4 separate regions of the Mus musculus genome follow, and regions 1, 3 and 4 are each linked to region 2. The links are chromatin loops, found by intact Hi-C in ENCODE. Cell type or tissue: left cerebral cortex. All regions are shown on one strand.

What was found. A loop is a pair of places that touch in the nucleus more often than their neighbours do. Peaks named below come from ENCODE experiments on the same cell type or tissue, not always from the same donor. Only the 100,000 strongest peaks of a DNase experiment are listed, where the experiment ranks them.
Region 1: it touches region 2 in a loop (4-fold over the local background); 13 of 42 quality-filtered maps call a loop at or near these places.
Region 3: it touches region 2 in a loop (11-fold over the local background); 30 of 42 quality-filtered maps call a loop at or near these places.
Region 4: it touches region 2 in a loop (4-fold over the local background); 2 of 42 quality-filtered maps call a loop at or near these places.

What each region holds. Positions count from the first base shown.
Region 1 is chr6:54,476,520-54,481,519 of GRCm38, reverse strand. All of the region lies in intron 2 of Wipf3 (WAS/WASL interacting protein family, member 3), which reads right to left. It also overlaps a transcript of Scrn1 not described here. Among named protein-coding and RNA genes, the nearest start is that of Gm44026, 12 kb to the right of the region's middle. In left cerebral cortex, a CTCF peak has its summit at 2,395 (motif pointing right); DNase peaks (open chromatin) are centred at 2,387 and 2,664.
Region 2 is chr6:54,389,074-54,394,073 of GRCm38, reverse strand. All of the region lies in intron 3 of 9130019P16Rik (RIKEN cDNA 9130019P16 gene), which reads left to right. Among named protein-coding and RNA genes, the nearest start is that of Wipf3, 38 kb to the left of the region's middle. In left cerebral cortex, a CTCF peak has its summit at 2,144 (motif pointing left); DNase peaks (open chromatin) are centred at 1,587, 2,110 and 2,517; H3K27ac peaks cover 511 bases.
Region 3 is chr6:54,504,663-54,509,662 of GRCm38, reverse strand. Scrn1 (secernin 1) reads left to right here. Exons shown (of 8, transcript NM_027268.2): 8 at 301-847. The coding sequence ends at 459. Among named protein-coding and RNA genes, the nearest start is that of Gm52863, 5.2 kb to the left of the region's middle. In left cerebral cortex, CTCF peaks have their summits at 2,237 and 2,446 (motif pointing right); DNase peaks (open chromatin) are centred at 2,455, 3,176 and 3,358.
Region 4 is chr6:54,563,700-54,568,699 of GRCm38, reverse strand. It overlaps Scrn1 (secernin 1), which reads left to right and starts at 2,318. Exons shown (of 8, transcript NM_027268.2): 1 at 2,318-2,460. In left cerebral cortex, a CTCF peak has its summit at 2,828; DNase peaks (open chromatin) are centred at 2,251, 2,757, 3,512 and 3,974; H3K4me3 peaks cover 3,320 bases; H3K27ac peaks cover 3,022 bases.

The DNA of each region.
Region 1 (5,000 bases), 87 kb before region 2:
GTCTCAAGGAGCCCTTTTCACACACCTGGGCTTCCATTTTCGCACCCCTGGCTACTCCTAGATTCTGCATAGATCTATTGTAGGCCACTGTGCTTTTTAGCTGCAGCGGATTCAGGCTCTGGGAGCCGGCTTTATGGGAGGTGTAGTGACCTTTGTATGGAGCTCAGTGGAGAACTAGGAAGCTCAAGAGAAACGGGGTTCTCCAGGGTCAGAGAATTAGAAAGACAGGGAGTCAGGGGTCACAGGGTATTTTAGTGACTATATACTCTACTTACTGGGTGAGTGCATGGTTAGTGAATGAATGAATGATTGGATTGGCTCCAACAGGTTTAAGACACCCTGTGAGTTCTCCTGAACATACACTTGTGCCAGGGACACAGGCATAACCTGCAAGGAGCTATTTCCTCTGTATCAGAGTGCATGGCTGAGTAGCCACTGATGGTCACAGAGACCAGGGACCAGGTAAATCAGGCTCCTGGGAAGCCTCACGCAGTTCCTGATGGGGCACTGGGCTTTGAAAATCCTTGTTCTAGTCAGAAAAGTGGGGTGGTTACAAATGCTCTCATAGATTCTAAGAGACTGGAACTTTTGCTAACTCACAGCTGAGTTAACATACCCTGCGGTCACTGCTATCCTACTGTGGTCCTAGCCCTGTCTTTTTAACCCACTTTAAGACAGCAACAAACAAGCAACCTCACCTACCTTGGGTTGCCCATGTGATGAATTTTTTTAAAAAACGATTTATTTATTTTATTTATATAAGTACACACTGGAGCTGTCTTCAGACACACTCGAAGAAGACATTGGATTCCATTACAGATGGTTGTGAGCCACCATGTGGTTGCTGAGATTTGAACTCAGGACCTTTGGAAGAGCAGTCAGGGCTCTTAACCACTGAGCTATCTCTAGCCCTCCTGCCCCCATGTGATTAAACCTTTACAGCCTAAGCTAAGGCATGGCTTTAATCTTATTATATGGTCTCCCATGCCGCTGGCCCATGAGTAATTCACACACACACACACACACACACACACACACACACAGAGAGAGATTTACAAGACAGCATTCAGGCAGGCACAGATTCAGGTTCATATCACAGACAGATTAGAGACAAGAGAGAGACTCTGGCTTGCTCTTGGTTAAATTACTCCAAGATTGCTTTTCTTAATTCGACACCGGCATATATTGTGATTCTGGGCTTATAACTAATGGATCTATCTAATCCAGTGTAGAAAAGAAAATTAGGTTGCTCGATACAAACTCCTGGGCTGTGCATCATCAGAGACGCTGTGTTCTGGGCTAAACATAAGGAGTCCACCAGTGACTCTGGCTTGACTTAGACCCTCAACGTGTTTGAAAGGCCTAAGCTCTAAAGCCCGATCCGTGTTGCCTGGAAACACACTTTCTGAGCCTTTAGGAGAGGCTTGTGGATGCTGGTCGGTAACATAGCTGTGGACCGGGCTCTCCAGTTCCACAGCCTTCAGTACATTTAGACATAGTTCAAATGCTTTTATAATACACGTACAATAGGGTTATTTCTTACACAACGTGGTTTTAAAATACTCTGTACAAGCCATTAAAATCAAAGTCATTTAAAATGGAATGAGTAAAAGCATCAGGGCCCTGGGCAAGAGGGATACAACTGTTCTTGTAAAACTGACCTTAGGGTCTCAGGTGTGCTTTATGTGTGGCTAGGGATGCTGGGCAAGGAGTGTTCTGTAATTCTCTAAGTGCAGGACAAACAGCAATGGAAGTCCTATGCATGATGGTGGTTTTGAGGAAGGGGGAGGTTTATAATGTTCTGTTTGAGAGGCACTCATGTGGTGAGAAACTCCTATCCCCTTCCACTCCCCAGAGAAGGATCATCTCGTCTACTTCAGACTCCAGGTTTTAAAAATTGTATTTCATGTGTATGGGTGTTTTGCCTGCGTGTATGTTTAGGTACCATATGTTTACCCGGTACCCTCAGAGGTCAGAAGAGGGTGCTATATCCTCTGGGACTGGAGTAACAGAGGATCATGATCCTCTGTGTAGGCGCTGGGAATCAAACCAGGGCCTTCTGGAATATGAGGCAGTGCTCTTCCCTGCTAAACCATCTCTCTCCAGCCACTCAATTTCACTTACGGCCTGAAGACATCCTTACTCTCTGATTTTGCCCATTAACAGATGTTTCAGGTGAGGGCCCTGGAGACTGACGCATTGAAATCATTATCTTAATTTTGTTACTTATTTAGCACGGGCCTCAGTATGTGCCTGGGGATTCTTACATGACAGACTGACAAATGAACACATTCTCCAGCAAGCACACTGGTGAACATCCCTTCTCTCTTGACTCTCTCCTGCTCCTGAGTTTGTCCTGGCAATTTCCCACTAGAGGGCTCTCCGGCACCTGCCACCATAAGGCACCTGCCAATCTCTCTGTGAGGCAGGCCAGGCAAGAATTGCTAACTTCTGGGGGAAAAAAAAAAGCCATATATATATTTAGACTTAGTGGGTTTCTGACAAAAGGACACATTCATTCATATGTTGATGATTATACTACACACAGACAGTCATTTCTACTCAAGCTACAATATTTGTCAATCTTCCAACTATAGTGGTTTAAAAAAAAAAGACAACCCTAAGAATCCTTGTTACCATGGAGACAGGATAATGAAGCAGGAAGAAAGAGTTCCTAAATATCCACTGAGTATTTTTCCTCTGTGCCAATCCTCACCATTGGCAACTTCACTAAAATCATAAGCACAGGAAAGGAAGCAACCCTGGGCACTTTCCCTGTGGAAAACAAGCTTGCAAATTGTCTGAAACACCCATCATGACATCCCTGCGAAGACCACTCTTGTTTCTTCCCGATAACAATGTGACTGAGAACAAAGATCTGTCTGCTTCCACCCAAAGCCCTGGTTCACACAGTTTGCTACTGTACGACTCAAAAGAAGTCATCCAGGAGCTGGAAAGAATATGAAATCCCACAGAGGACAGGCACATGAGCCTTTCTCTTTGGATAAAGAAGCTGAAAGCCAGAGGTAAGCCAATAAGCAGATTAGAAATACCAAAATCAAATGACAGCAACACAGAGCCAAGGGTAGCAGTAGAGGTGGAGAGGTGGCTGCTCTGACTTGGATACATTATAAAAGCCATTTGTGTCCCTTTGCTGCTCCAGTAAATGAAGCAGCGGAGCTGCGGTTGTTATCTGGGCAGGGAGTGACAGTCTAGATCAGAACTTTGATGTGTCCTCCACCACACCTCTTTGCTTCCCTCTGCCACCTGGCCTCTGTTGTAACACTGTCTTCTGTGAGAAAGGCTGACACCAATGTCGCTGGTTCCCTCTCCTCTCATCTGAAAAGCTGCTTCTTTAAGAATACGTATTTATGTCTTTTTAATTTTATGTGCAGACCAAATGTGTGCCTAGTGCCTGAGGAGGCCAGAAGAGCCTCCTGGAACTGGAGCTACAGAGGGCTGTGAGTGGTTGAAGATCCTGGAAACCGAGTCCAGATCCTCTGGAGGTGTAGACAGTGCCCGGGGAGGGGCTTCTTTCTTCGGTGGACGGAGGTTTGCTGAGGGGACAACAGAGACCAAAAAGCAGAGAGCCAGTACCACATATTCCTCCCAAGGCTCAGCAAATGTCTCACAGAGAATGGGAAGGTTCTAAGGGCCAGAGCTCCCAGGGGCCGCTGTCAAACTGTCTTCCAGATGTGAGAGCCGCTGTACTCATAAGCTCTCTACAGTTGTGGATGCTACACAAGACTTTGTCAAGATCAATCTGGTCAATATCCTGGCATGCATGGCGCACGTGTGTGTGTGTGTGTGTGTGTGTGTGTGTGTTTGTGTGTGTTCACTAGTTGAGAAGCTACAGGTAGTTCATGACTACCAGAAGAAAGAAGTCAGATTTCTCAGAAGTAGGGGGTAGGTCCCAACCTATAAAGGCTAGTCCTACACTCATTTACATTTGGGTTACACTAATTAAACTCAATAGGTAATCTAATCTATCTATCTATCTATCTATCTATCTATCTATCTATCTATCTATCTATCTACCTACCTATCATCTATCATCTACAGAGTGTGGAAGGACATAAAAATGAAGGAAAGATGGGATAGAGCAAGCTAGAGAAAAGCTGAAGGTGGGGAGTGAGGGATGAATTTGATCAAAATAAAATGTATTCAAATATGAACGAGGAAAAGGGCCAGTGGTTGTCCCAAACCAAGCCAGGTACTTCTCTCAAAGGTGATCTAAACCCGTCCCTGTATTTGTTGGCGTTTGAAGCTAGCATATAAAGTAACAGGTTTAATTCTGACATGTCCATACACATTTTGTCCTTATTCACCTGGTCTCCTATTGCTCCTCCCTGTCCTCCTGCCTCTTGCTGGTCCCCCACACCCCAGAGCCTCCTTTCTGCTTTCTGGTCACAGGCGTTTCACTTGCTTCTTTCTTTTTTTCCTCTACCCCCCCCCCCCCCGTCCCTGAAAGTTTCTTCCTCCTTCTGATGAAGTCCTTTGTAGTTTCTTGACCCACCCTCACTTGCATATGCATCCTGAAATCTAGGTCCTGCATCTGAAAGAAATCATGCAGTATTGGTATTTCTGCATCTGCCCCCTACCCCCACTGAAATCTAGGTCCTGCATCTGAAAGAAATCATGCAATATTGGTATTTCTGCATCTGCCCCCTAGCTCCCTTCCCCCAACGACTCCAGTTCCATTCACCTTTCTGCAGATGTCAGATTTATGCTTTTCTCTTTATGGCTGTTGCACTGAAAAGGGGTGCACAGGTTCCCTGGCACACGGGGCCTGCACATTATCTCAGCCCTAGGCTACCCCAGCAGCCTCAGACTCGTGGGCAGACAGGTCTCAGCAGCTTATAACTGTCTTTGGCAGTTTATTGCCAAGCCTGGATCACAAGGACAGCTAGAATAGCCTCCCACCTGCTGCTGTGCTTTTTGCGCGGAAGAACACAGGGAACTCTGAATCCAGGAGAGAGACGGAAATATCCTGTGAAGGA
Region 2 (5,000 bases):
AGTGTCACCGATCCAGCTGGGAATGTGTGGGAGCGGAGAGAAAGCAGCTCACATCTGCAGGGTTGCCAGACTTAGTAACGAAAAGCACACAATGGCCCTGTTAAATAGGAATTTCAGATAAACAACAGAATCTGTATGTGCCAAGACATAATTTTAGTGTCAGTATGTCCCATATACTGCACAACTCTATAGACTATTTGTTGCTTCGGAGAGATTCAAGTTTCCCCAGCTATGCTGTACTTTGTCCGGCAAACATATCCATGTTTCCAAGGCTGTGTTTCCAAGGCTGATTATTTGGGGAAGGACTTGAGGTTTATGCTAAAATTGATGAGCCACTGGAAAGCTTTCATCACAGGTGTGTGACACCACAGACAGCTGTGTCAACTGTGCTGTCAGGAGCCATGAAAAGAGGATTAGTTTCTATTGCCCCCTGGTCAAGACTGAGTTGTCAGGTACCCCACACCCAGTGCCTCAAGGATACACACTTATTACCTCTCCACTTCTATAGATCTGGGACTGAGAAGAGGCCTTTCTGGGTCCATTTGGCTTAGGGATTTTTGTGCAGCCATGGAGATGTTGAGTTGTGTCCCCATTCTCTATAGACTCGATTGCTTTGAGGGTGGCTCACCCCAAGGTGGGCACGCCTATGGCAGGAGTGGAGTGTTGCTGTGACAGACCTGATCATGTTGGTTTGGAGAGGATTGTGGAAGGACTTTGGAACTTTGGGAGAGAAAATTCATTTAGTGTTCAAAGCTTGGTGAGCTTGGAAGTTTAGGAGCTTGGAAGAAAATGGTGTAGAGAGAAGTGCAAAGGCCTGGCATGTGACATTCTACATGGAAGTTTGAGAGTTATTTGATGACTATCACAGCTGAAAAGTTAGTTGTGATTAGTAAGAGACCAGTATCACTGTGGTTAAACCTTTGAGTTACTGGGACAATTGATGCGGGTTGCTGGAGCTAAGAAATTAGTGGTGATGATGAAGACTGGGATGTAAAGTGAATAAGACAGTATTAGAGGGGGGGAGGAGGAGGAGGAGGAGGAGAGAGAGAGAGAAGGAGGAGGAGGAGAGAGAGAGAGAAGGAGGAGGAGGAGAGAGAGAGAGAGAAGGAGGAGGAGGAGAGAGAGAGAAGGAGGAGGAGGAGAGAGAGAGAAGAAGAAGGAGGAGGAGGAGGAGAAAGAAGAAGAAGAAGAAGAAGAAGAAGAAGAAGAAGAAGAAGAAGAAGAAGAAGAAGGAAGAAGAAGAAGAAGAAGAAGAAGAAGAAGAAGAAGAAGAAGAAGAAGAAGAAGAAGAAGAAGAAGAAGAGGCTGCAGCAGCTTCCCTGAGGTGAAATCTTCTGAGAAGTGTTTCCTGAGAGTCAGCACACAGAAGCTGTGTTCCACAGATGACCAAGATGGTTCCTCACATGGGCAGCCTGAACTAGAAACTGTCAGAGCCACCCATATAGTATTGGTTTTGAAGGCATGTAGGCGTCATGGAGAACAGCTGAGGCTTGGTTCTGTGAGAGGCCTGCTACATCACCTCCTGTCTCTAGATTCCTGACTTGATTGAGCTCCTGTCCTTGCTTTCTTCAGTGGTGAACAATGGTGTGGGTGTAAGCCAAATAAATCCTTTCCTCGTCAAGTTACTTTTGGACATTTTGTCTTGTCACAGCAAGAGATACCCTGACTAAAACAGAGTGCTTGGATTCCTGTTCATAGGGAGCTACTGTTATTTTAGGAAGAGCTTCCTCCTGCAAGGGGCATGCTCCAAGAGTGGCTGCAGCCTCCGGAAGGGATCCCAGGAGAAAGCATGTGCATCGGAGGAATTGGCGGCTGTACTGAGCCTTCTCAGTTAAAAATGGAGCGTTTCTACAATGAAATGAGAAATTGGAGTGCTGGGGATGGGAGGGAGGGAAAATTACTCAGGGGAACAATATCTGTCTGTGTATGTATGTATGTATGTATGTATGTATGCATGTATACTATCATCTGTCTGTCTATAATCTATCTATGTATCATATATCTATCATTTACCATCATCTATCATTTATTTCCTCTTCCATTGTCTAATCCTGAAGCCATTAGCTTAACATCCACAGGCATTTTTAGCAAGTGTTTTCCAGAGCGCACATGAAAACTAACCTGTAAGACGAGCGCCCTCTGCTGCCACTTGTATGGAATATATTTTTCTGGTAATATTAAGGAAAACACCTTAAATGGCAGTAATAATTTTAAAATCTATGAGAACAAATAGCATGTATGCCTTTGCAAATATTCCCAAGATTTTTCTGTGTAGGAATCTGTGTTTCTGCACTTGAAGCAAGTCTTTTATATTGGTTTTATTCATTGGGCGGCAGCTACCATGCAGATATATGTGAGATGAGGGGCTGGAAAGAGAATATCTTGTGTATTGCATGGCTGCATCACCTTTCCAATTAAAAAGGCTATGGCCTATGGCTTAGGCGGGAAATATAAGGTGGATATCTGGGAGGAGAAAGAATTCTAGAATAGACCCAGGCACGGGGAGGTTGGCCTGGGAAGATGTGAAGAGATGGAGGCATGGTATCTGAGCGCAGGTAGGCAGGCCTGTGACAGAATGTAGGTTAAAATAAGTGGGATATTTTAAGTTATATCTAGTCAGAGTAGAGCCTAGCTATACGTTCAAGGCATTTGTAAATGTATTTTGAGTTTGAGTCATTTCTGGGGACGTGGGGCTCAGAGGAAGAACTGGGCCTAACTTCAACAAAAGGTGCTTGTGAATTTAGTGTGTAGTGAGGAGCAGCCATCTGCACTCTTAATGGAACAAATCTCTTGCTAGGGCCACAAATCCAGAGTTCAGAGGTTGACACCAAGGTTACTCCACCAAATACCTCAGCATGTGGGCGGGAGGAGACAGTTTAAGGAGTTCAGAGCATCCGGGAGAAACAACTGACCACTAAGCATCATGGTTTGCAGTGCTGGTCATCCCTGGGAGATCCAGAAGGGGCTTCATGTGTTTGATGACAGTTCCACTCCAGCCACAACTCACAGCAAGGAGGACACATTCACTGAACATCAAATAGCTCGGTCTCAGCGCCTGACTCCCTCCCACCCTGCCAGTGACCCATCTGGGCACACTAAATACCCACATGAGAGCTGGGCTATAGCTCAGGTGGTACAGCGTTTGCCCAGAATGCACAAGGCTCTGGGTTTGAACCTTGGCATTGCATAAACTGGGGTATGGCGACACAGGCTTGTAATCCCGACACCCAGATGGAGAATCAGACGTTCAATGTCATTCTTCTTGACAAAGGGAGTTTGAAGCTAGCGTGAGATAGCGAAAATAAAAAGGGCTAAATAGAGACACGAATGATAGCACTGTCCTAGTGTTACTCTAGAAACTTCTATTTATTTCATGCATTCATCTCTGCTTTCTATACATCTGCAGAATCTGGCTCTATGTTGAGGCTTTTGATATTAGCTCTCCCTCTTCTGAAATGTTCTGTTCCCGAGTCACTATTCAACTCAGCACTTAAAAGAATGCTCCTTCCTCGTCTGTCTGTCCATCTGTTCGTCTGTCTGTCTGTCTTTCTCTCTCTCTGTGTATGCATGTGTGTGTGCACACTCATGCATGCGTGCGTGCATGCAGGTGCATGTGGAGGCCAGAGGACAACCTCAGGAATTGTCCTTCAGGCACTATCCAGTTCTTTTTTTCTTTTCTTTTTGTCTTTTTTCTTCCTCCCCCTCTCTCTTCCTTCTTCCCCCCTCTTTCTTTTTGAAGCAGTGTTTCTCATTGGTCTAGAGTTTGCCAATTAGGCAGGCTGGCTGGCCAGTGAGCATAGAGAGCCACTGCTCCATCTCCCTAGCACTTGGGTTACACATGTGTGCATGCCATCACATCTGACTTTTGCATGTGATTTTGGGGGATTGAATTTAGGTCATTGTGCTTATTAATAAAAATATGATGAGCCATGAATTTTTAATCATTAAAGCCAGGTAAGAGGCACACACATGAGTTCACCATTCTATTCTTTATGTATGCCTGTGTTTATGCCTGTGTGTATGTGTGTATACATTTACACTTGTGTGTGCTTTCACAATTGTATGCATGTGAAGTCCAGAGTACTAAGGTATTGGCTACTTTCTTCTTCTTCTTCTTCTTCTTCTTCTTCTTCTTCTTCTTCTTCTTCTTCTTCTTCTTCTTCTTCTCTCCATCTCCTTCTCCTCCTCCTCCTCCTCCTTTCTTGTTTTTGTTTTTTGAGACAGAGTTTCTCTGTGTAACCCTGGTTGTCCTGGAACTCACTCTGTAGACCAGCCTGGCTTCCAACTCAGAAACCTGCCTGCCTCTGCCTCCCAAGTGCTGGGATTAAAGGTATGTGCCACCATGCCCGGCTCCTCCTCCTCCTCCTCCTCCTCCTTTTCTTATAGTATATCTCATTGGCCTGAAATTCCACCTACAGCCTGCTAGCCATCTGCTTTGGGGTCTGCTGTGTGGCTATTGACCTGCTCCCTCCCTTCCTAGCTTGCTTCCCCTTGCTGACTTGGCTTCCCAAGCCCAGGGCAGGAGGAAGGAAGAGAGATGACAGAATTACAGTGGTCACCATGGTGACCTTGTATTCTCACACTAGTTACAGATGGCTCTTCTCCTGCGTGTCCTCATTCTCCCTGTGTTGTGGGTTCAATTCTCTTTCCTCCAAAGATAGGTGGAAGCTCTAGAGCCCAGTATCTTAGGATGTGACATTATTTGGTAACAAGATCTTTGCAGATGTAATTAAGCTAAAAGGGAAGTCTTCTTGGATTAGGATAGGCCCTATACCCAATGAGTGATATTCCTAAGAACACAGGCATTGGTACGCAGAGGAGAGCGCCAGGAGGAAGGCCATGTGAAAAGACAGTCATTTAGTTACAAGTGAGCAGACACCTGGGTTTGTGGGCAGCTGGCAGGCATTTGAAAGAGGTCTGGAAAAATTCCTCATAGAGGCAGGCCCTCCTCACACTCTGATCTGGGCCTCCTAGCTTCCACATCTGTGAAACACATTTCT
Region 3 (5,000 bases), 120 kb before region 2:
AATATCACAGAGGATAGCCATGCATATGGCTGAAGGGATAGATACACAAGGCAAGAGGCCAGTGCATCTCGACTGACACTCGGTAGTCAGGATTTATTCTGATTTCGGACAGCTGGTGGCCGTGCAAGTGTTTCTGAGCAGGCTGGTGCTGTAACCATATTCTAAATCGGCCCCCATGGTGGTGGCGGTTTGGATCAGTGGAGGTGGGGGGGATGGGATGGAGGCCAGGAAGCCAGCGGGATCCCGGGCTGTCACTATCCACTGCCATGACCATTCTGCACGGCTGTGTCCTTTCCTCAGGAGCAAGGTCGCACCCTGAGGAAGACCATGCTGGAGTTGGAGAAGCAAGGCCTGGAGGCCATGGACGAGATTCTGAGCAGCCCCGAGCCCCCGGACCCCGCCGAGGTGGGGGACCTATTCTATGACTGTGTGGACACCGAGATGAAGTTCTTTAAGTGATGTAAGCACCCTCACCCTTACTCAAAACTTCCCACCCGACTAAATTACCAGCAGATAAACACTCTTCTGTGTGAGTAAACCGAGAGTTACCATGTGGCCTCCTTGTGTCTAAATGTTCCCTCTGTTCAGCTTAGCAACCCTCCCCCCTTTGCTATGTAACGCGATCCCATTTGCCTCTTGCTCCATTGTGTGATAAGCTATGGGCTTGAAGATGTTCTTATATTTCAGTGACAATGGACACCTTAGCTTCTTATGAGGAACTTGAGTTCCCTCCGCCTTGGACAGGGCTGCAGGGCCACGCTGGTGGGAAAGACAAGAGCTGTGAAGGGCCTGGTCCCTCTCTAGATAGTGGTTTCTTTAGGGTTAACAAAAGGCTTTTGTTCATACCAAAGGCTTTTGTGTGTGGATGGGGGAGAGCCCCCCAGCTTCCTGCCACAGAGCACAGGCCTGTATGTAGCTCATAGTCCCCACAATGTCCTGGGAAGGAACAGAGGACTGGTACAGTCCCAGCTCTGCTCTGGTGTATGCGATTTTTGAAAGACCTGTCTTCTGTGAGCTGTGCTCATGTGCAGTGGAGCAGACCTGCTTCCGCCTGGAGGAGAGCTGGGCATCCATGTTAGCCACAGTTCCTCATCCACAGTGCTCCCACCTGAGGACCTGGCCCTGTGTGGAAATTGATTGGGATTTGATTGTCAGCAACTTGTATGAGATTCATTAAATGGCCCTGGCATACAGCCACACACAGCTGCAAATCTCAGCCAAAGAGGGAAAGGAAAGGGTCGCTCTTGACTGCTGAGAGCATAGCTAATGTACCTGGAATCTGAGCAGCCCTGGTCTCAGCAGAGCCTGAAATTAAACTCATTTGTTTCCAGCATCCGTGTGTTTGCACAAAGGATTTGACGCCACAGGAGTGTGTGAGGAAGACAGGGCGGGCTGAGGGCAGAAGGCAGTGAGACATTTATCCACAGAACAGTCTCCCTCGTCCCACCCACTGCCTCGTTAACTAGATCCCACATCAGTGTGCTGAGTACCTGACCTCCAGGATCTCCTCCACTTTGTTCTCACACCCCACTGCCCAACAGATTCCTTTGGATGCTGTCTGGAACAGGAAAGAGGTATAGGTGCCTATCCACTGCCACTCTGCACGACTGAAGGGCCAGGCGTAAAGATGACTGACAGAAGTGTAGACTAGAGGAGAGGCTAGAGAGCATGTGCTGCGGGGCCTAATTATAGGTCCTCACTCTTGACAGGGCTGAGCAAACAGAAACTGTCCACCAGTGATCTCAAGCATGGCTTAGGGCTGGCAGGGACCTGAGCCCTCATTTCACAATGTGATTCAGGCTACAGGTTTTTTTGGGGGGACAAATCTTGTTTCTCTTCCAACCCGAGAGAGAGAGAGAGAGAGAGAGAGAGAGAGAGAGAGAGAGAGAGAGAGAGAATGTCTACTGTGAGCTCTTTCCTTGATTGGTTTGTGGGTTCCATGTATAAACAAATGGCAAAACACAAGAGATGGGACAAACTCATGACAAACTGGTATCTCTTGCTGATGGACAGAGGGACACAGGTAGAGCAGCTAAGCTGAAAGTGCCCAGCAGGTGCAAAGGGGAAAAAGAACAAGGTTTGAGGAGGAAGTAGTTGCCTGTCCCAGCCTCATCTGCTGAGCTCTTTAAGGAAGGTGGTGCAGAAAGCCGTGCTGTGCTTTCCCTGTGTGGTCTGCCCTCCACCTCTGAGGCCAGCTCATCAGATCTGACCTGCCTGAGACAACCCAGGTAATTTGGGGTTTGATCAGAGGTCTAATGGTAGCAAACGACACAGCGACCTTCTTCATTACTTTGGCCAAGGTTGAAGATGGCTGTGACGCTATTATGCAGGTGTGCACTAGAAAACCCAGTGGTTGTTTTTATTATTGACTGTAGTCCAGCATCACGGAGAAAGGCCAATCCTCTTAGGAGCATTGGACAGCTCAACCATGTTGTCATCTTACCACCAGAGGGCACAGCAGCCCTCTAAGGGTTTTCTCCTCCGGCAATGGATAAGGAGCCCAGCTATGAAAGCTTTGCTTACTGGGATGGATGGGGGCAGACAAGAGGACAGTAGGGAATCTGCCGAGGTGCCCGCACGTACTTTAGTGAGTTTAGCCAAACTAACAGCAGAAATAATACTGGATTTTGAGTAAGCAGACTTAGGAGAATATTTGTTTTAAAATTCATGTAACAGATTTCCCTTTGAAGAAACACTTCTGACATGGGTAATTTCTCAATCAGGGGTCACTTTTATGAACAGCATGCAGAAAAATAGATCTTCGGGAATGTTTAAGATCGATCAGTAAATAACTTCCCAGAAGACCACCCTATGTCTATTAAGCCTGAGGGCAGGGGATCCTGAGCACACTTTGGGCAGAAATAAGTCACGATCATGAAGGATGGACTGCCTGTCTCACCTGTCCCACAGAACCTAACCTAAGCTAGCTAGTGTTGTGGAGATGAGATTTGCAGTAAATGAAAATGGCAGCCTAGCTGGGGGCAGACACCCGAGTGTCTACGTAAGGTAGTAAAGTGGAAATAGTCTTTGCTCATTCTTGGGATGCCTGAACGCTAGCTAAGCATCTGATAAACGCTGTGGAGACTTAGCCCAACACAAGCTCCAGTGTCTGTAGGAGTCGGCCTCACAAGCTGATGAAGCAGCTGTACGCCTAGTAGAGCTCGGTGGTGACGCTCCCTTACTCTTAGATGAATCAGTAGCTGTGAAAATAACTGTCACCACAAAATTACTGTCATCGAACATTGACGCAGGTGATGCTACTCTGGAAGGACCTCAGGGCAGCCAGGTGTGCGTGTCTTGAAATTACTGACTTGAGTTCTTGTATCACAACTAATTTCAGCTGAGAGTTCAGCCTTGGGAGAAAGCACACCATGGTGGGAGAGGTGTGGCAGGCATTGCTCGAGCATCCTGGCTCTCCCATGCCTCCCGCAGCCGCGGCATTTCATTCTACATGGCGCTGAGCCCCAACTCCTGTCCTGTGGTGTGTGTCACACGTGTTTTTACTGACTGAAGCCAACCATCCTGAACTGTCATGCAGAGAATTCTTGCAGGAATCAATAAGGACGTGTCTCTAATCACGTGTGCGAACTGAAATGTCATAGCTGAAGCAGTATAACAGAAAACCTTTGTTTCCTGTGGGGGGAGGACTGAACATGTGGTCTTAACAGCCTTTTGTACAGATATCTACAAATCAAACGATGTCTCTATCCAGTGCTTGCCCTCGGAGTGTCTTTAAATGCACCAAGTGTACAATAAAAACATGGAAGTCAATACCTAGGAGCCTCTTGTTTGTGTCTCATGGACACAGTCGGCACCAGTCACAGCACACACGTATGAGGGACTGGGATTTTCCGGTTGGAATCTTTAGAAAACTCAACCACCTCTTGAGGGCCCTACACTATGCATCTCTACAAAGACAAATTCGCTGTTTAAAAATGAAGCCCAGCTGGGTGTGGTGGGGTACCCTTCTAATCCCAGTACTTGGGAGGCAGAGAAGCAGACGGATCTCTGAGTTCGAGGACAGCCTGGTCTACAATGAGAAACCCTGTCTCCAATAACAATGAAAACACCCCAAACTATAGCCATATGCCACTCTGTCAGAACAGCAGCTGTGAGAACAGCGGCCGCAGTGTGGGGTGCTGGAAACATCAGGCATTGCTGGCAGAAAGAAAGGTGGCTGTCCATTGTAAACTATGGAGACTTTCTCATAAACTGCCACGTGACCCAGGAATTCTGTCACCTGGTATGTACCAAAAGATTTGAAATCAAGGCCCAGAAAGATGCCTGTTCAGTCAGCTTCCTAGCTTATTTTATTACTTACCTATAGATGGATGGATAGATGGATGGATGGATGGATGGATACAGAATGTGGTATATCAAGGCAATGGAGTACTACTCACCCTTAAAAGAAGGCAATTCTGACACATGCTACATACAATCTGTATCAACATTGCGTTGGACAAAATGAATGTCATAAAAAGACATACACACACATATCTGTTTACATGAAATATTTAGAAGGCTCAAATACACAGCCCTTTTGCTTTCCAGAGTGTGCCCTTACTTAGCTGCAGGACCCAAGTGTTCAGAGCTTGACAGTGTGTCTTTATCACTTTACATCCTAGCTATGCATTTACCTCCTGATTTGCCTGATGGAGAAACTGAGACACACCTAAGTAATTTAATCCCCAAAACTCAATAGGTTCATATCCTGGTTTGCCTTTCGACTCTAGTCCCAGTGCCCTGCCCCTCCAAGCTCCCCTCCCCCACCATAAACTTCATCTTCCTTTTTTCCCAGGCTTCCGTGTCCACTAGAAACATAGCTGTGGAGGGGAGCGGCCCCTGCTTGACAGAGGAGGCTTTTTTAAAGGGCTTGCTGAGTTGCAGGGGAGAGACTAGGGTTTTAGGTTGGAGCTTTCCTTGGTGGTAGAGATCTTGCCTATATATATAAGGCCCTAGGGCTTATGTATAGTCAATCCCTAGGACTACAAAATAAATAC
Region 4 (5,000 bases), 170 kb before region 2:
GAAGAGAAGTCATATGCAGGACCAGTTATGATGTCGTTAGGATTGTATATTTTGCATGTTCCCAAATAATTTTATTTTAATCGTACTGGTTATCAATAAAAAAAAAATAGAAGTGCACCTATAGTGTTTTCTCTGAGGAGAGGGAGGGGTTATGTGCGTCCCTCGTGACAGTATGTGAAGGTCAGAGTCACCACTGTACTCCTACTTTCCCTTTTTTGATTCTGGAAAAGAAAACAAAAACAAAAACAAAAACAAAACAGAACAACCCTGTGCCTCCTTCAGTGGAGTAAAGCAGACATACAGCGCACTGGTCTTTACCAGCTCCGAGCATGCCAGACAGACTGTAATTGACGATGTAACAATTGTATGTCATTTAAAAGATTTTTTTCCTTGTGGGCTAGCTCACAGAGGCCTTGTAATTTACACACAGCTAGACTCCACATGGCTGATAGAGGCCAGTGATTAAAGCCCTAACTGATAATTCTAGATTTTTTTTTTAAATCTGTTGGACTGTTCTGTTCCCTTATTTCTCTTTGTGTGACTTGAATGGAAGCAGAGTCTGTCCTGTACAAAGCCAAGAATAAAAATGTCTTATTGGTGCTTAATAAGTGCTACACCACGGTGGAATAAGCTTGTGTGGAGACCCGGGAGATAACAGAGACTTCAGAACAGCGGCTGTCAAACATCAATGCACAAGGGAAACCTGAAAATCTGGCAGAACTCAAGTTTCCTGGTCCCAGCTCTGGAGACTGACGTCAGAAGTTACCAGGGAGGCCCCAGGTCAAGCTCTTTAGGAGTTTTGAAAGTTATTAGCCACATGCATTAGGCTACACAGTTTATTGTTTGCAGTAAATAAACAAAGCACCTTTGTGTTCTAAGTCTGTGAACCAATGGTCTTTTCTGTAGAATCTATTGATGGTTCCTGCCACATTCCCTCATCCTTCTCCCACTGTCTGCTTCCTCACCTGACAAGCTACAAGCACACACTGATTTAAGAGGACATGGGAAAGTCTCCTTACCTGGTGGCCAGTCATCAGCTCTCTTCCCTTTGGAATCTCCTGTTACAGTTTCTTATGGATCTTTCCAAAAGTAGTCTAAGCATTTGCAAAAGGAAGTGTATATATTTTCACACACACACACGCGCACACACACACACACACACACACACACACACACACACTGTTCTGCACCTAACCTATCCCCACTTTAGCCTTTTACTTGGTATAAGTTGGAAGTCTTGAATTAGTACACAGACAATGATCTCATCTTTAAATCTTTAAAATATGCTGGATGGAATTCCATGGTATTTATAGGCTGAATTTCATTCAATCTTTTAGTTTTTGAGACAAGGTGTTACTATGTAGCCTTGTCAGCCTCCCTAATTGTGTGTACCACCACTGTGAGGTTTGGTTCTAGTCGTTGCTGACACAAATAATATGGCCCCCCCAGAATCCTCCTGCTCATTTCACACCCGTGTCCTTTCTTCTATAAGATGAATTCCAAAAGTCCAAAAGTGGAATCAGGTGAAAGGCTACATATGTTCTTATCTTGAGAGATATTGTCATACACACACACACACACACACACACACACACACACACACACACAAACACACACACCATAGAGACTATAAAACTTTGATTTGTGTTCATCTGATAACTGGAAAATACATGTGAATCTGCTGCTGCCCGCTGCTGCTACTCTCTTCCCAGTGGACTCTTACAGCCTTTTCTTATCGAGGTAGATCGGGTCTCAGCCCCTGAGGCGTTGTTATCAAAAGCCTTGAGGTGGGCATCACCTCTTTCCCTGTCAAAAGTTTATTAACCCTGGTGTGGAATCTTGCCTTTGTTACTTGCTGCATGACCTTGGTCCACAGAGTGTGAATATGCTGCATCGTCTGGTTTATGAGCACGATCACAATCGGTTAACATTAGGGAAGGACTTTGACACATTGAATCAACCAAATGAAGAATGCATATCTCTGCAGGGAATTCTCGCCAGGCACCAAGGCTCAGACTAGCAACCACACAGTAAAATGTTGCCAGGAGAAAGCAGGACCTGGCTCCTTAAAGCTCTGGTTCCTCCCTTCGAGAGAGTTTCAACCAAGAAATAAAAATCTAGAAAGAAAGGAACCACTTTCTGTTGAGTCCCGCCCCCTCTGCTGTTCTTGGGGGCTCCTGGTGCCCTCCCCTCCCAGGCGGGGCGGGCTCTGAGGCCTCAGCTGTCAAACACAACGAGTCCTGGGGCCCAGAGCACCGGGAGGCGGAGGGTGGGTCTGCGGTCGCGTGACCAAACCAGCTGTTAGCCGGGGGCTGGAGAGCCTGGAGTCTGGGAAACCGGAGCGCCGGCGGTCTTCTGCGCTACGGATGCAGAGGCTGTAACCTAGCCGCCGCAGCGCCCCCAACTCCGCAGTCGCAGCATCAGCACCGTTGGACCCGGCTGGAGCCGGCTGCTTGGCAGGTGAGCCTCAGGCTACGCGGGGAGCGCCGGGGCGCTGGCAGCTGCTCTTCCGCTGGGAGGTCACCACATTTCCCATTACAATTCTAACGCCTCGCGAGTGTGGACCAGGGAAGGGGAGATCGGAGGTTAGGTGGCCTCGGTCTGGCCCGACTTGAGATCAGGGACTTCGGGACGAAGCTACTGCAGCCTGGTCAGAATCTGCTCCTGCTCTCCATCCCGCATCCTTCCCGCACCTCCCTTTCAGTTTATAACCGGGTGCTGCTTTTTCTGGGCGCCGAGTTGCAAGGGCGCGGGAAGTGTCTCTGAGCTTCCCCGGGCCCCTGAGCTTCCCCTGGCGGCTCCTGCGGCTCCGTCTTGCGGCTAGCAGAGAGAGCCTGGCTCCTTCCCGAGTAATGCATCCGTGGCGCCTGACTAGGCCGCTACCCTTGGTCGCCGGGCGGAGTCCCGGTATCTGTGGTTATCCCCAAGGGCCAGTGAGCTGGCACCAGACATTGCTTCGCTCCAGGCCTCACCCCTGCACACTGGAATCCGGGTGGGGTCATGGCAGGTGTCTCGACCCTTGCTATCACTCCACCTCAGTTTACCCCTATCGTCTTGCTTTTTGTTTTTTGTCCAGGCAGAATTGCTAAATAATTGCTAATTATTTAGCGACCACAGTGAGGTCTGCAGGAGGATGAAAGGAGCGCCTGAATTTTAGAAAATCGGTTGGAATTTAGGAATAAAAATGTGATCACACCCATTTGCGTTTAAGGCAACTTACTATTTTCTGTCTCCCAAGTTGACCTGGTAGGGTTCTGTTAAATAGAGGTGTATTTCTGTGTAATTGTAGCTTGTTAAGTGCTTCTTCCTGGTTTTGTGTGTGTGTGTGTGTGTGTGTGTGTGTGTGTGTGTGTGTTTACTGTGCTTCACGCCTGCCTAAATCCTCATCACTTGCTGAGTAAACCTATGCTAATTCAAAATGGCAGCATGAAAAATCAGGCCAGGCGGAACCCTAGCAGACCACAGCCAACTGCAGCTGCCCCGGGCTTGAGCTGCTGAGAGAAACAGCAGGAGGAAAAGGCTCTGCTGTGTATAGGCAGGGAGTGTACTTGGAGCTGGTTAAAGCTGAGTGAAGTTGCAGTGCCTTGGGGAGCAAGTGGGAAGTTTAGGGAGCTACAGCTGGTTTCCCTAACTTGTCAAAAGCCTAACTGAAACTCTAATTTGGTCTGATTTTCTTTAGACCCATTTAAAGTCAACTGTGCAGAATACAACTGTGCACAGCTTACATACTTTTGTACCTTACGAGTGGCTTTATAAAGGATGGGCGTATCATGTAAACACCCTCCGGGAATAGTGCACACACCAATCCATACAGGGGATGGCACCGGAAGGGCTGATTTAGCCCTTCAGCACCCAGGCTCTAGGATTGCAAATTCTTGAAAGGTGACTCATTTCAGGATTTTTTTTCTTCTTCTTCATAAAGCAGCTTTTCTTTTGATTTTCACTGCAGGGCTGCCAGCCATCTTGTCTTTTAGGAAAGAGGAAGTGCTGCGTGAGTGAGGAAGCAGGTGCCTTAGGGATAATGAGCAGAGAGGATGCTATCTCTGAGGGTTAGGTATAGCGGAGCTGGCAGGCGCTGAACAAGCTTGCCACAGACAACAGAGAGGTTACATTGCAGGGCGGATGGACCACTAAGGTCGTACCTATGGCTGCAGCTGAGGAAGAGGACTCCTGTAGCTTTTTCCTCTTCAAAGTGCCACATGCTACCTCATAAAGTCTAAAGGGGAGAGCAGGTTTGCCCTGAATATCCGAGCAAAGGGCAGCAAACTGTAATGGATTTAAAAACTCAGGTGTTTAAGGGGCTACACCTCCCCCTGCCCACAGGCCCATTTAACTGACCGAATGAAGGCATGAAGGTGTCCATCTTAGGCTCAGCTCACCTTTTCTAGTGATGAAACTGCGTCTCTACGTAAGAACCACAACTTTGGTTGTAACCAAATCTTTGAGGTGGGAAATATATCTTCTGAAAAACTGGTAGCTTGTCTTGTATTGATGGACAACTCTTAGGTACACTTACCTTGTCAAGAAACAAAGTAGGCTAGGTGCCTTTAATGTAAAAATAAATGACAAGCCTGGGTTGAAACAGCTCTAGAGCTATTTAGAAGCTGGTTTTTTCTATAACGTGAATTTTAGTTGTGAATTGGTGACCCCAGGTCTTTGAGAGCAGAGCTGGGGCCTCTGCATGGGTTAGTGTTCTGTTGGGTGGGTGGGTGGGGGATGGAAAATCTGCCTTTCTGCTTTTGCAGACAATTACTGCAGAGAAGAGGGTAGTGGGAGCCAGGTATGGAGAGAGATGCCATAGTGAAGGCAGATGCAGCTGTGGCATGTGCCACCTAAAACTGTTGTTGGCATCAGAACGTGAAGCCATGTTGAAGAAACTGAAAAATAGTAAGTTTTATAAATGAGCAGCCCGGGCCCGGGTCTGGTTTTAATCTTGGCGTACAAGAGGGTGAAGCAGTGGATTTCCATGAGTCTGAGGCCAACCTGGTTTATCCAGTGAG